2 separate regions of the Mus musculus genome follow, and region 2 is linked to region 1. The links are chromatin loops, found by intact Hi-C in ENCODE. Cell type or tissue: heart. All regions are shown on one strand.

What was found. A loop is a pair of places that touch in the nucleus more often than their neighbours do. Peaks named below come from ENCODE experiments on the same cell type or tissue, not always from the same donor. Only the 100,000 strongest peaks of a DNase experiment are listed, where the experiment ranks them.
Region 2: a loop joins it to region 1, with 2.3 times the contacts of the local background. A loop is called at or near these places in 5 of 42 quality-filtered maps.

What each region holds. Positions count from the first base shown.
Region 1 is chrX:11,995,869-12,003,868 of GRCm38, forward strand. Gm34301 (a long non-coding RNA gene) reads left to right here and starts at 6,279. Exons shown (of 4, transcript XR_003953093.1): 1 at 6,279-6,678; 2 at 6,857-6,984; 3 at 7,216-7,543. In heart, CTCF peaks have their summits at 717 and 3,307; a DNase peak (open chromatin) is centred at 3,313; H3K4me3 peaks cover 2,063 bases; H3K27ac peaks cover 5,580 bases; H3K27me3 peaks cover 6,080 bases.
Region 2 is chrX:11,930,879-11,938,878 of GRCm38, forward strand. No RefSeq gene overlaps it. Among named protein-coding and RNA genes, the nearest start is that of Gm52427, 40 kb to the left of the region's middle. In heart, no CTCF peak of the experiment used is centred here; a DNase peak (open chromatin) is centred at 4,623; H3K27me3 peaks cover 2,153 bases.

The DNA of each region.
Region 1 (8,000 bases):
GGCTGACTGGCTACAAATAGAGAACAGTCAGACCTCAGTCCCGGCTTTCCCTTCTGCCTACAGCCTGGGAGAGCTTTCTAAAAAGTGGCAGAACATTGGAGCAACTCCTCAGCAGTGGGAAGAGGATCCTTTCTGGGTCAGTGGGTCAGTGCCCGGAAGCCCACCTCTGGACCTGAGTGTGCTTTCTCATGCCTAGTCGCCCAGGACTTGTGAGGCTGCCGCAGGAGGATGGCGAACTTGAGGGCAAAGCCAAGTGTGGCGGTGCACACCCTTAATGCCAGCACTCATGAGGCAGAGGCAGAAGGATCTCTGAGAGCTCGAGGCCAGCCTGGTGTACATATTGACGTCCTGAACAACTAGGACTACAGAGAGACCCTAACTCAATCAATCAATCAATAAGTGTGAGAACAGTCTGGGCTACAAATCAAGACTCAGCAACAGAAAACTAAAAAGGAAATGGAAGTGGGGGAAGTAGAAGACTATCTCTAGGGGAAAAAAAAATTCCTCACAGACCAGTGTTCTATGCAGAGATACCAGAGCATGACCCCTCCAATTTAGACTGGTGTGACTAAAAACCAGTTGATCTGGGCTGAGGACAGGTGCAGAGTTGAGGTCATGCCCACCCACCCACCCCCAGCCTCAGCCATCATACTACATACACAAGAGAGAAAAAAAATGAAGGCACTCAGGGCCGCCACGCACCATCTGTCTCCCAAATAGTGGCAGTTCAGGCAGGCTTATCAGCCTGCTTCTCTGATCTGACCTGCTCCTGGCCACATCCGCAGTCAGGCCTCGTGCGCCCTTCGCCTTACTGTCCAAGGGGAAAATTCGTCCCTTGCCTGGCTCCTCTTCCCCTCCCTGGCCAGTGTCCAGCAGAAGCTTTTCTCAGAAACTTGGGGGCACACTTATAAAGGTTATCTGGACGATGTATGTATGCCAAAGAGGCAGGCTTCAGTGGATATTAGAGATTACAGACTCTCCTCTTCTCCCCATTTCCACCCCCCCCCTTATTTTTTTTTCTTTTTTTCAAACAGAACTACAGAGGAGGACACCAAAATTCTTGGACCCTAAGGAATTTTAAAAAGGTTATCTTGATTACTTAAGCAGGGGTTTTCTGAGACTCCCAGCCAGTGGGAAAGAAGAGAAACTTCTACAGTTATATAACCCTTTAGCAATTGGTTAGGTAAGACCTAGGGCCTGGGCAAACAGAGAAACCAGGAGTGGCAGTGTGCCCATTAACCCTTTCAAAGCCTAGAAGACAGCCACAGGGAGGGTTGGGTTTGTTTTGTTTTGTTTTGTTTTGTTTTGTTTTGTTTTGAATCCCTAGGCACCCACTAGGCAGTGGTGGCACATACCTTTAATCCCAGCACTTGGGACACAGAGGCAAGTAGATCTCTGGTAGATCTCCGTGAGTTCGAGGCCAGTCTGGTGTACAGAGGGAGTTCCAGGACAGCCGGGGCTACAGAGAACCCCCACCCCCACCCCCACCCCCACCCCAAAGTCCCTAAGGCACTCGGCTACTCTGCCATTTGCTAAAACAAGCCTTCACTCCGAAACCAAAGTTCATGAACCCAACCTTTCCATGTCTGCTTTTACTTCCTCTTCCAGGTCTTCCCAATCTGCTTCAGCTGTGTGCTAAGGAGGAAAGTCCACATTTCTCAGTGCACTGTGGTTGGCCTTCCCAAGCAGGCGAACTCTGTATGTACCCCAGGGCTGCCCAGCATTGCCCGGTACAGTTTCCTATGTATCCCCTGGATGGGAGGAGCACTTGAGACAGTCGGACTGCAGGAGAAAACTGAAGGACTGTCTCCATCTCAGAAACCTTAGCCAGGAGGGGATGGGGGCCTGGTGCTTCTGGTTTGGGCCCAGGGATGCTACACGGGGCAGGAAGCCCTCTCTAAGGACATAAAAACAGAGGATAATCTGCCTTAAATTTTCCCAGCTTTGACACAAAAGGGGGGAAATAGCCTGTACAGTAGGAGAGAGCATCTAGACTAGAAGGTGTAGGGAATATCCCAGGAATTGGCAACCCCTGATGCCTTGCGAACCTGGGACCTAGGAAAAGACCAGGGGCTTTATCTGGCCTTGGGCAGGCTTCCAACCAAGGGGTTCACACAAAGTGAGCCCTCTGCCTCCCCAGAGCACAACCTGGCCCTGCAAGAGCCCAAGAGGACTCAAGTCCCAACACATGGGACCCTCCCAGACCCCACCCAGCCCTCACACCAATCCCAATCACATGGGCGAAGGAGGTCAATGTCGTTCAAGTAATTTCTCTGCGAACACAAGATGGCAGCCTTAAATAAATGCAACCCTGCGCAGCTTTTAATCTTACACATCATTAAATTCCTAATTTACACATTATGTTTTCGTGGGCCAACCCATAACTCATTAGTGTTGAACTCACGAGGTATAAAGACCACGGCACGATGGGCGCCAGAGCGCTGTCACCTGCCTGGGTTAACAGTGCCTGCCTTGGGGGCAGAAGGAAGGCATGAGAGGCGCACTGGGGTGCTAGTCTGGGCCAAGGCCGCAGCACAGGGGACCCGTGGGTACCAGGTTCAAGGTTGCATGTCGTGCTCACAGCGCTGCTGCAGGGTAAAATGTTCCCTCCAACCCTCCCGGGGCCCGCAGGCGCGAGTCCACTCGTGCACACTCACTGCTGGCACATTGGCACCCGGGTGGTGGAGCGGGGCTCCAGGCCTTTCAGGCCTCCTTGGCAGACATTTTCCTATGGAACAATTTCAAACGAGCAGTAAAAAACCAGAAACCACACAGAGTTACAAACTCTGGCTGGTTATGGGGCCCCTTTCTCCACCTCTGGCGGGGGCCCAGGGCCAGGAATTCATCAAAAGGCAAAGTGTACACGCTAAGGGCTGTGGGCGCTCTGTTCTGAGGTCCCATCTCTCCTCTTCTCCTATTGTCGAGCAGAGCAGCCTTAGCCCTCAGTTTTTTGTTTTGTTTTGTTTTGGGGGGTGGGGTGGGAGGGTGGGGGATGGGGGTGAAATGCAAGACCGTGAAAGCTGCTGCTTCCCTTCTAGGGAATGGACAGGCAGGGTCACCCAGTGTAATCTGATCGTCAGCCCCTGGCCTGGGCAAGGCGTACCCTGAAGGAGAGGGAAGCTGTGGCCTGCTCCGGCCTGGGATCTTAGGGACTTGATGTGTGCGCGGGACCGGAGCGCGGACGAGCTGGCCTCGCTAGGCGGTACAGGGCCAAGCCCCTTAGGTGCTTCGCGTCTCAGCCAAAGGCGGCCAGCTCCGCGCCTGCGGCGGAGTGGGAGGGAGGAGGCTGGGAGAGCGCCCCGCCCTCGCCGCCCGCGGTCACAGGGGCAATTACACTCCTCGCTGCAGACGGTTACCAGCTCGCCCGCGCATCCCTCTCCGGCTCCCCTCCCTCCTCCGCACAACTGCTTGCTCCATCTTAGCGAGGGCGCCGCGGAAACGCGGCGGCGGCCGGCGGCCTCTGGGGACTTCCCTAGGCTTCTGGCTCTCCGTGAGCCGCCCAGATCGCTGGGGCGAGGCCGTCGTCCTCCCCACCACCAGCCTGGGGAGCGATTTTGCCGATGGTGAAAGGGCCGCCAAACCCTTCCCCGAGGCTTTGCAAAGCCCCAGCCCCAACCAACGCAGCAACCCCCACTCCTCTCCAATCTCACGGGTGCCAGTAATCCGGGTGCCCCCCTGACCCGTGTGTCCTTTCCTAGTCCCAGAGCACGATTAAATCTCTAGCCCGAAACCTCAGAGGGCTTTAGTCTGCCAGGCAGGCGTCCTCGGCACCAAATTAACAGTCCCCCCCTCCCGCCCCCTATGGCTTCTACAATTCCGGAAGGTGTCTTTGAAGCTGTGAATGAAAACTCGGGTTTTGGATTAAGGCTTTATTTCCACCTAGCTGCGTGATTTGAAGCGAGTTTCTTAACCTTGGATGTTACATCTGCAAAGTGGAAGAAATGACGCCCATCTAAGGGTGGCTGCTTGGACTGGGAAGAGATACATATGGGTAGTAGGTGACATGCTTGGCACAATATCCTGGTGGAAATCATTATTGCCACAAGGCCACAACTGTGGTGACATTAGTCAGATCTCCACCACCACACACAAACCCGAGGCTAAGGCCTGTCGGAGTTCTGGCACGCTTCCTGCAAAACAAGGTGCGCAGAAGCCACGAGCTAGGCCTGAAGGGAGGACAGTGGGAGCGAGGGGTTGCTAACCAAGCGAATCCCTCAGCCATCCTTTACAAATGAATAGGGCTCTGTCTCAAGCTTCCGCCATTCCAACGCCAGGTCTACAACGCCTAAGGCTTAAACCTGGCGCGGCAGTAAATTTAGCCTGAAGGCAGCGCCTCTTGTGGGGCGGGGATGGATGTCTCCTAGCTGGAAGGATGGAAAGCGATCAGGGTAGGGAAAAGGAGTTGCTTCTGGGAAGAAGGGTCTGGGAAAAGAAACATTTCCGGCCGCTGGAGGGGCACTGACGAAAAGAAATAGGACGCAAAAGAAGCCCCCCCCCCCCCAGAACTTGGGCCACTGTGGGAGCCGAGCGAGACAGACTTCCCATCTGGGAAGGGTTGCCTACGGGTAATTGGGTTTGCTCGAGTTGCCTCTATAATTAATAAGTGATTTGACTTGGAGATTGGAAATAGTCATTGAAAGGAAGCCGCAGGCTTAGGGGTGTGAGGCCCGGGAGCCTCCCTCCGAAATCCAATGGCCGAGAAGAAGGACGGTTTGAGGAACAGGACGAATGTGATAATATTGGCATCCAACCTTCTAGTGTTTGAGTAATTCGTTGCTTAGCTACTTTGGATAGGCCATTATTTTGCAAACTGGAAACATTTGCAAGTGGTGATATTTTGCTCTTGCCTGACGCAGGGGCTGCAAACCTACCCCACTCTGCTGAACTCTTCGAAATATATATGCATAAATTGTTCCTAATGAGACCATCTGTTTTTTATGGCCCCTCTGGAAGCAGGAGGAACCCGAGGACTGCTCCGTCTTGCAGAAATCTGTGGCCAGGCAGGCCTGAGAAATAAATAGGGGAGACGAGAACAATACGTCGACAGCGCAGACAGCCGGTTCCGTGGCTGAGATGTGTGCCTGAGATCCCGTGGGTACCCGCCATTTAGGCCAACCCCAGGCAGCTTGGAGCATGGAGATGTTAGGAGATTCTGCTCCGAAGAGGCCCGGGAGCTGCGAAGGGGGTTCACAGAATACAAGAACCTGATTTTTATTTTTTAATTTTCCATGTCTGGAACATAGCCAGAGCCTCAAGGTTGAGCCTCCTCTGGGATCCTAGGACACCAAGATCCTGTGGGTGGCCTCGGACATCGCCCACCAGCCTGGAACCCTGTCTCACGAAAAGGGTAGATAGAGGTGTCCTTGAGCCTCAGGGACTGAGCCTTTACTCCAGGGTTTGCTTCCAGCTTGTCCCAAAGGTTGGGCTTTCTGCTCCGAGTGTCTGGCAGGCCCAGCAACTCGGCCTGAGACCTCGCGGAGGGTGGCTGTTAATTGGGGCAGTGCGAAAGACGCTGCTCCTACCCCTTTGTGGTAGGGGGTGGGGGTCAGGAATGGGCAGTGGGGCTGCTTAATAATAGAGGGGCTGCCCTGGGGAGCCTCAGATATCGGTAACCCCCATGATTAATTCATAACCCTCCATTGCGCCTGGCACCGGCTCGGGTCTTTAATCGGTTGTGAATGTCAGTGAGGCTTCGCCTGAGCGCCGTCTTTTGAATGTGTTGAAGCACACACCAGGAGACAAAGTTGCCATCTGCTCCGGGGACCAAAGCAACTGGGCACTGGAAGGGCTCGTCCTCCCGCTGCTCAGGCTGCCCCTGGGGGCCTTCTCGTAGCCTGACCTAAAGCCAACACAGTCTAAAATATCCCTTATAGCCACCACTACTGGGATTTCAGAGCCTGGGGGAGAGAGAGAGAGAGAGAGAGAGAGAGAGAGAGAGAGAGAGAGAATGGTGGAAACTCCAGCTTGCTACGTAATAGACTGTACCCCATGGGAAGGCAGCTCCGAGGTCACCCAGACCTAGGCCTATGATAATGAGATTATAAAACCCTGCTGTTTGTATTCGGGTAAGTGTAGGGGATAAATAATATACAGAAATGGGGATAATTTAGGAGGGGAAGCCCCTGAAGAACAAAGCTCCTGGCCCTTGGACTCCAAAGAGTCACACAAGTGACAAGTGACCCCTTCTTGCACAGGAGGAAGCAGGGTTGGGGACTTGGAGGGGGAGGGGAAACAGACCTTTTAAAGGGGGGAGGGGAGCAATGGATATGGAAAGGCTCAATGAAAGTCTAACTGTCCTTAGAGGTCTCTGGCTGGCCTCTAAAGAGATGAATCTCAGGACTTTGGGTCAGGGTGGGGAAATAGGCAGCCTCCACTTAGCTTGCTGGGAGAAGCCCTGTGGCCACGCTTCCCCTTATTGCCACCCCCACCCCAGACTGCAGTGTGTGCAGTGTGTTAATCGACCTCTTGGCTATGGACCTTAAGGAGGACCGAATGGCAGAGGCAGGGGGTGGGGTGCCTTCCTGCCACTGGTCTGAGCTTCGGCACTCCCCGGCTACACTTTGAGTTGCCTCTTGTGGCAGAGTCTCCTCTGCAGATTGTTATTCCACACTCCCTCAAGCACCGAGCACCGGGGCTGAGGCATCTACTGAAGGAATTGGAACTGCATCAGCAGCATGGGTGGGTGGGTGGGTGGGATTTAGAAAATAGTCAAAACTGCTTCCCTCTACCCCCCAGTCTCGAATAATTTCCCCTCCCCCTTCCAGGCCACCCCTCCCCTCCCCCCTCAATTCTTTAAGGTTTGCAGCCAGTCTTGTCATATGGTTTTGTTTCTGTGCTACTTTTTTTTTTTATTCAGACACCAAAATTGGACATGTGTAGAAGTAACCGGGCTGGAGAAGCGAGGGGTTCCGACTCAGCACAACGGCTCACTGTACCTTCGCCACTCCAGCCCCAAAGGGACACCATCTTGTCTCCTGTGAATGGGTAGGCCCTTGGAGTCTTTCTCCTCTAAACCTGACCAGCCTGTGTAGCAATTTTCAGAAGCCCCTAGCCCCAACTAAATCTATGTGTATATGGGAGTATGGGGGTATGTGGGGGTTCCCTTTGGATTCAGCAGCAAAGAGCTTGCTATTTTCTATGGAAAGAACCCCACCTTCGGTAGACAATGTTACCTCAAATATGAATGTTTAAAACCCAACTGGTCTTCATACACAGGACTTCTGACAGTTAGAGGTCTCCTCCCGATCTGATGACCCATCTCCAGGTACTCATCTTCACTGGACCTTCCTCCAGCAATTGTCTGCCACTGCAACTCTGACTTTGCCTCCCAGCCAAGCAGTTTCTCTTCCTCCCAGTGGCCTGTGCAGTCTCAAAGGGGCACACTCACAGCACGGAAGCTTCCTGGCCTCCTGCCTCCCTGAGCTGGTTTCCTTTCACAAGCTTTCTTCGAGCTGCTGGGGCCACGGCAATGCCTGCGGCTCCTTTGCAGCTCTCGGTCTCCCTGCAGAGTGTCAGGCTGTGAATCCGCCTTCTCCCTGCAAAGGTCAGGCCTCCTCCTTTCGAGTGGCCACAGTTGGGCTTTGCCCTGCAGAGCTCCCACACTACGGCAGCCTAAATATGGGTTTGGGGGGGGCCATACCCAAGCCCAAGGGGTGCAGGCTTGATGGAGGGAAACACTGCAAACCTCAAAAGCAGTTCAGACTTTCCAGCCAGAGACTCAAGGAGGGAGGGGGGAGGGAGGCTAGAAATGCAACAAGAATTTAGGCCCTTCATTTCCTAGGGAAAGATCTGGAAAGAGGCCTCTGGCATCTGCAATGACAAGCTTTAAAGTGTCCCTGCAGTTTCTAGGGCCAACTCACCCCTGATAGGCTGCAGTTAACTTTAAGCAGTAATCAGAAGCTAACAGCTTTAGGCTTAGGACTCAGTAACCACCTGATACCAAATCAGCTGCAGCTCCCCTCAAAAAGGGACGGGGGGGGGGCAGTCTTTCTACCACCCAA
Region 2 (8,000 bases), 65 kb before region 1:
ACCAGGAAAGGACACAGACTGAGGGTCCTTGTTCAGAGCTTTGAGAACCAGAGTTTCATATATGGGATTTGTTAGGGTTTGCATGTGTGTAATGAGATATCTTGGAGATGGAAACTAAGCCTCAGCTCACAATTCCCTTATGTTTCCGATACAATTTGTCCATGTAGCTTCAAAGTAATTTTAGACAGCGCTTTCAGCTGGGGCTGGCTGCAGCCCATCACAGCTCAAAACCCATCACATGAAGGTTTTGACTTGGGAGCATTTTGAATTTGGGGGATTCAAGATGCTCAATGTGTACAACCAGGAGGGACCCTTTGCAGACAGTGACATCCTAGCCAAGAGCTGGAGTTAGCCAAAGAGAGGAATGGGAGAAGAACTCACTGAAAAGGCTTGAGGCTTTCAAGAAGTGGTGGGAAGTAGCAGATCCCAGAGAACAAGGGAAAGGACACAGGGCAGAAGAAGCTTGCCAGAGCCAGAGCTACATGGTGAGACCATGTCTCTGAAAGATGGGGTGGGGCGCTGGCCTGAAGCCAAACAAGCACAGAGGGCTGATGTATACTCCAATAAAGGTCCTGGTCTTCAGCACATCTGGTACCCACCATGCATCCTGTGAACCCTCAGATGTTCCTAGCCCGAATCACCAAGCCTTCTAGTTCAGGCTGTAAACATCAGTGATGAGAAACAAATGGTCCCCACTCTGCATACTGCAGTGCTGTCTGAGTCTGAGGTAGATTTCTCTCCAGCAGCAGAGCCTGCACAGAGACTAGAGGTGGAGCGGAGGGAGGTGCCACGCAGCTTGAAGGGGAAATAGTGCTAGCACTCGAGGTCCTGGAGGGCAATCGTGGGAGAGTGACTAATTGCATCTGCCTGGCTTGCTGGCTGCGGCACGTCCCTCTCGCTGCACTGTGGAGAACAGACTGGAAGGGTACATGTGCAAGAACAGATGACCGCCAGAGGGGGGGGGGGGGAGAAAGACAGAGAAAAACAGAGAGAGGGAGAGAAAGAGAGGAGAAAGAGAGACAGAGAAAAACAGAGAGAGAGAGACAGAGAGACAGAGAGATAGAGAGGCTGTTGAGACAAGTAGAACGAGACAGAACTTGGAATTCTGAGGTATGGAGATGGGTTCCAGGTTTGTTCGGAAGTCATGGAGGGGGTTAGGAGAGACTGGGAGAAAAGCAAGTGGGGCTGGATTTGTGGAATCCTGAGCCTGAACTTGAAGGCTTGGTGATTCAGGGCCAGGACCATCTGAAGGTTCACAGGATGCATAGTAGGTACTCACATGCCAGGACCTTTATTGCAGTATACGTTGGCCCTCTGTGCTTGCAAATCCTCTTGTGCAGCCAAAACACAAGGAGGTGCGCTGTGAAAATCTAGAATCAGGAAAGAGGTCTAATACCTTCATGGAAGGGCCCTTCGTCACAGCACTACAGAGGGTGTGGAGGAAGAGGCCAGTCTAGATTTCCCTTTCTCAAGAAATCAGAGGTTGAGAATGTAGCTCACAGTCAGAATATTTACCCAGCATGCACTGGCAGATACCCCCTGGGCTCTATCTCCAGTATTATAAAATATTTATTTTAAAACTTAAAAAAAAAAATACAGGGTCTTACTATGTGGCTCTGACTGCCCTGGAACAAACTCAGTGTGTATATCAGACCTCAAAATCACAGAGGTCTTCCTGCCTCTGCCTCCAGAGTGCTGGGATTAAAAGCATGCACCACTACATCCAGCTAACAAGCCAGGGAGATGACTTAGTGTGGGAGGTGGGGCCTTGCACCCAGAAATGCAGCACATCCATTGACTTAGCCATAATCTCCACCTGAAGTCACCTGGACCTCAGAAGGAGCTACTGTGCTTTCAAGGCTACCAGCAAGGATAGGCTGCAGCTCAGCTGCAAAGCACTAGACTCGTATTCATAAGACTATAGGTACAATCTACAGTACTTCCAAAAAGAAAGGAAAGAAGAATACAGAGAGGTGGTGATGCATACATTTAATCCCAGCACTCAGTAGGCAGAGGGAGGTGGATCTCTGAGTTCGAGGCCAGCCTGGTCTACAGGTCTAGTTCTAGGACAGCCAAGGATATACAGACAAATCCTGTCTCAGAGAGAGAGAGAGAGAGAGAGAGAGAGAGAGAGAGAGAGAGAGAGAGAGAAGAAAAAGAAGGTGGAGGGGAAGAAGGTGAGGGAAGGAAGAAAAGAAAGAAGGAATGGGAGAGAGGAATGAAGGAAGGGAAGGAAGAAGACAAATTTTGAGTGAGGTCATCTCCCACTCAGAGCTCTCATGACACCTTGTTTTGGGAGCCAGGATCCAACAGTCAAGAAGCTTGGGGTCTGAATGAATGAAAAAGTCCCAGAAGAAAGGCAACATGGTGTGTGGCGGGGAACAGACAGCTTGACAGTCCAAAATGTCTTCTCCTCGCCTTTTCAATAAGCCACAGTTTACTTGTGGTTCCTAGGCAAATGGTTGGACCTGGAGGGCATCATCCTGAGTGAGGTAACACAATCACAAAAGGACTCAAATAATATGTACTCACTGATAACTGGATATTAGCCCAGAAACTTAATATAGTGAGATATAAGGTACAATTTGCAAAACACATGAAACTGAAGAAGAACGAAGACCAAAGTGTGGACACTTTGCCCCTTCTTAGAATTGGAAACAATCACCCATGGAAGGAGTTACAGAGACAAAGTTTGGAACTGAGACAAAAGGATGGACCATCAAGAGACTGCCATATCCAGGGATCCATCCCATAATTAGCCTTCAAATGATGACACCATTGCATACACTAGCAAGCGTTTGGTGCAAGGACCGTGATATAGCCGTCTCTTGTGAGACTAGGCCGGGGCCTAACAAACACAGAAGTGGATGTTCACAGTCAACTATTGGATGGATCACAGGGCCCCCAATGGAGGAGCTAGAGAAAGTATCCAAAGAGCTAAAGAGATCTGCAACCCTGTAGGTGCAACATTATGAACTAACCAGTACCCTGGAGCTCTTGACTCTAGCTGCATATGTATCAAAAGATGCCCTAGTCAGCCATCACTGCAAAGAGAGGCCCACTGGACAGGCAAACTTTATATGCCCCAGTACAGGGGAACGCCAGGGCCAAAAAATGGGAATGGGTGGGTAGGGGAGTGGGGGCAGTAGGATATGGGAGGCTTTTGGGATAGCATTAGAAATGTAATTGAGGAAAATGCGTAATAAAAAAAAATAAGGGAAAAAAAAAAAGACGGCCTGAAACACACACTCATTTCCCAGCCTCCCTTTTGGACCAGTTTTATCATATGCCTAACCTCTGGCCAATAGGCTGGGAGAGAAGGGAATGTGTACCTGTAACTGAGGTTTTATGAGCCCAGACCCTGTGCTAGGGCATGAATTTCCATTCGGTCATCTACTTCCCAAGTGTGTGTTCTTGTGTTTGTTACTTAACCCCTCTGTGCCTTCTGTTCCTCTAAACCAGGAGTAACAACAGCAGCTCTTTGGTATTATCATATGCAAATGACCTGCACTTAGGAGCAGGGGCTGGCACACAATGGTGATAAGCTTACAGTCACTTTTATTACTGTAACTATTACAACCCTAAAGGGAAGCAGAGCGGCCTCTTCTCTTTCCTCTTCTTTACTGTGTGCTACCAAGGTAGTAGTGATGGCTGGGGTTTTAACAGACATCTTGGTACACAGGTGGCCTTGGGAACTATGGCCATGCATGGACTGGACTAATGAAGAACCTCTTAGGGACATGCAATGGAGAAGTATTTACTCAGACTACTAAACCATAAGAAGCCAAGATAACTAGATTGCACTGGCTGTCACAATCCTGGCTTGGAGTAATGACTGCTCAGAAGAAAAAGAAAGGGGGGGGGGGGGGCGGAAGGAAGGAAGGAAGGAAGGAAGGAAGGAAGGAAGGAAGGAAGGAAGCTAAACACCTTTAATCCCAGCATTCAAGATGCAGAGGCAGGCAGATCTTTTTAAATTTCAGGCCAGCCTAGTCTACATAGTTCCAGGCTAGGAGGGGCTACATAGTGAGAAGGGGGGCAGTTGCCTTATCCTGTGCAGTTTTTGTATTTGGTATGTGTGCATGCATTTGAGCATATACATGTATGTGAATATGCTCACCCATGTGCATGAGTGTACGAGGTCCTGCTCTATAATCCTCTACTTTCTTCTCTTGAGACAGGGTCACTCAGTAATCCACCCGTCCCTGCACATCCCAGTGCTGGCCACACCCAGTTGTTTATTTGAATTTGGAAATCTGAACTGAGGTCCTTAGGTTTACAGGAGAGGTTCTGTTACCCACCGGGCCATCACCCCAGCCACCTCCTCTTTCCCAGCGAGGCTCTTACGTAGCCCGGAATAGTTTCAAATTCAATGTAGCTGAGGGTGACTTTGAACCCCTGATTCTTTTGCTCCTATTTCTCAAGTGCTGCTATTACAGACCAGTGCTACCACGCCGGTTTTATGCAGTGCTGGCAATCCAACTCAGGACTTCGTGGATGCTAGGCAAGCAGGCTACCAACTGAGCCATATCCCCAGCCCCTGTGGAGAAGCTTCTGAAATGCCAGGAGACTTGAGCAGGCTGTGGGAAGCCACTAAAGGTTTGTGAGCAGCGCCTTGGCAGGCTCCCAGCAAGCCCTGGAAGTTTGGCTGACGCTGTGAGTTAATATAACAGAGAAGGGGAAATCGGACACAGAGCAGCAATCAGAGGCCATCAGAAGGAGACAAAAGGACTTTCTGAAGTGGGGGGAGTCCCCAGATCTCAGTGACTCTTCTGTCATAAGCATGTTTGCAAATCACAGCTCATAATTTACAAGCCGCATCCTATGTCTGTCTGGTACTGCTCCAGTTTCCTCCAGCATCCCAAGAAGACAGAGGGCTTTCCCAGTCAAGGTTACGGGTGCTGCAGCTTGACACGGACCAGCAACCCGATACCTGTGGCTGCATGTGGCTCAGAAGCCTGTGCCAGGGCTGGCAAAATTGGCACATGAACCTATCATGGTTGTAGGTGAGGACACTCACAGACCAAGACCATGTAGGGAGAGAGAACTCCAGCTACTGGCTGCTGGCTTTATTCCCTCCATATGACCTCTACTTTCACACTCACAGGCTGTGAGGAATGACAGAGTTCAAACCATGGAGAGTTGCAGAGGTGAGAAGACAATTGCCACACTCCACAGTTGTACTCTGAGAGACCACTGGCTCAAAGAAGCCAAGCACAAAAGCTGAGACTACTTGGCAAATTCACTCAACCAGATTTGTTTAGCTGGTGGTGGTGGTGGTGGTGGTAGTGGTGGTGGTAGTGATGGTGGTGATGGTGGTGGTGGTGGTGGTGGTGGTGGTGGTGGTGGTGGTAGTGATGGTGGTGATGGTGGTGGTGGTGGTGGTGGTGGTGGTGGTGGTGGTGGTGGTGGTGGTAGTGATGGTGGTGATGGTGGTGGTGGTGGTGGTAGTGGTGGTAGTGGTGGTGGTGGTGGTGGTGGTAGTGATGGTGGTGGTGGTGGTAGTGATGGTGGTGATGGTGGTGGTGGTGGTGGTAGTGGTGGTAGTGGTGGTGGTGGTGGTGGTGGTGGTGGTGGTGGTAGTGATGGTGGTGATGGTGATGGTGGTGGTGCGGTGGTGGTGGTGGTGGTGGTGGTGGTGGTGGTGGTGGTGGTGGTGATGGTGGTGGTGGTGATGGTGGTGGTGGTGTGGTGGTGGTGGTGGTGGTGATGGTGGTGGTGGTGATGGTGGTGGTGGTGGTGGTGGTGGTGGTGGTGATGGTGGTGGTGGTGATGGTGGTGGTGGTGTGGTGGTGGTGGTGGTGGTGGTGGTAGTGATGGTGGTAGTGATGGTGGTAGTGATGGTGGTGATGGTGGTGGTTGGATTGGGACTAGTTTGGTCTGGAATGGTCTGGTTTTTTGAGGTAGTCTTAAATAGCTCAGGCTGGCTTCCAACATGCTATATAGCTGAGGCGGCCTTTGAACTTATCTCCAGCCTCTCTGTTCCTTATACTGGAATTTCCAGCACACGGTCCCTGCTTCGTTTTTGCCTTTTTAGAGCTGGCCATCAAACAATACAGTGCTATGCCCCTGAGGTCCTAGTTCAGGAGACTGAGGCAGGAAGGGCATCTGATCCCAGAAGTTCAAAGCCAGTCTGAGCTACATGGTGAGACCCTGGCTTTAAAAAAGTATTCAGGCTGTCTATAATGGAGGTTGGGAAAGTATTCACCTCAATGAGAGGGACTCCTAAGGGCACTATGGGTTCTTCTGAAATATGGGGAAATTCTCTTTTCTTATATGGACAGTAGCCACAGAACTGTAAATATAATAAACTCTCAAGCTGCTCACTAAAGGCCCTAAACACTCTTTACTGTGTCTGCTGTACTGACATCTTCTTCTTTTTTTTTTTTTTTTTTTTTTTTGGTTTTTCGAGACAGTGTTTCTCTGTGTAGCCCTGGCCGTCCTGGAACTCACTTTGTAGACCAGGCTGGCCTCGAACTCAGAAATCTGCCTGCCTCTGCCTCCTGGGTGCTGGGATTAAAGGCATGCGCCACCACACCCAGCTTGCTGTACTATATCTTAAGGAAGAAGAAAATGATGGGGCTGAGAATAAGTGTCAGCTACTGGAGTGCTTACCTAGCATACAGGAGGCCCTGGTGTAGCACTTGGAAGGTAGAGACAAGAGGATCAGAGGTTCAGAGCCAATCTTGGCTATATAGCAAATTCAAGGCTACCCTGGGCTACATAAGACCTTACGGTAGGGTTTGATTGCTGTGAAGAGACACCATGACCATGGCAACTCTTACAAAGGGCAACATTTGATTTGGGGCTGGCTTACAGTTTCAGAGGTTCAGTCCATGATTGTCATGACAGGAAGCATGGTAGCTTGCAGACAGATGTGGTGCTGGAGGAGCCAAGAGTTCTTTTTCTTGACCCACAGGCAACAAGGAGAGACTGAGTGCCATGCTGGGTATAGCTTGAGCATATATGACTCAAAGCCTACCCCCATAGTGACACACTTTGTCCAACTAAGCCACACCTACTCCAACAAGGCCTCATCTCCTAATAGTGTCACTCCCTACGGGCCTAGCTTTCAAACCCAAGTCTATGGGGGCCGAACCTATTCAAATTACCACAGACCTTATCTCAAAAGGGAGGGGTGCTCAAATATAGCAAGGAGAGGGACCCCTCTGAGGAAAAGAGAGCAGTGCGCTCCAGAATGAGCCTTACTCCTCTTCCTCGGGTTATCAGACCCTTGCTGAGCTACATCAGGCCTCTGTCCTACAGGCCCTCTGACAGTTCAGCTCTCCTCTGCTGAAATGCACTTAGGAGAAAACAGTGTCTGTTGCCCAGAAGCCTCTGGGGAAGTAACAAGTAATAAGGCAACACGGTGTAACTGCTCCAAGAGCTCTGCCAAGCAAGCCTTCCTACACTCAAGCCACTGGAGAGGCCCCACGACAGCAGCCCTGGAGCCGGAGTTTAGCATTGGAGGCAGAAGCCATGAAGGAGTGTATGTCGTTACTTGTGTTACCTGCTAAGGCATTGACACCAGCAGTGTTCAAACACAAGCAAGAATAATGGGACATAGAGGGCAGTAACAGAGGCAAAGGGAGAAGCAGTCTAGGAGAGATGACTCATGCCAGGACCCCAGAAGTATGGAGAGAAGACAGGAGGATTGGGAGGTCAGCCTAGGCTGCTTAGCTGGTTCAAGGTCAGTTTGCCCAGGCATTATGCAGCCTGGGCTATATGAGACCCCATCTCAAAGACAGATGAGGAGGAAAAAGATGGGAGAAGGGTGAGGATGAGAAGACCAACTCTGTAGCCCACTACTTTTATGGGTCCCAAGACATTTCTGGTACCTGGGCCAAAGCTCCAGCCTCAGATAATTCCTGGGTCCTCAGAGCCCTGCCATTCCTGCCTTGCTTATCTGGACCCCATCACCCAGTCCTCTCACTTGTCCAACACAGAGAATAATTAACTCAGAATTGCTAAAGTTAGCAGGACCAGATGCTGCAAGCCCGTCA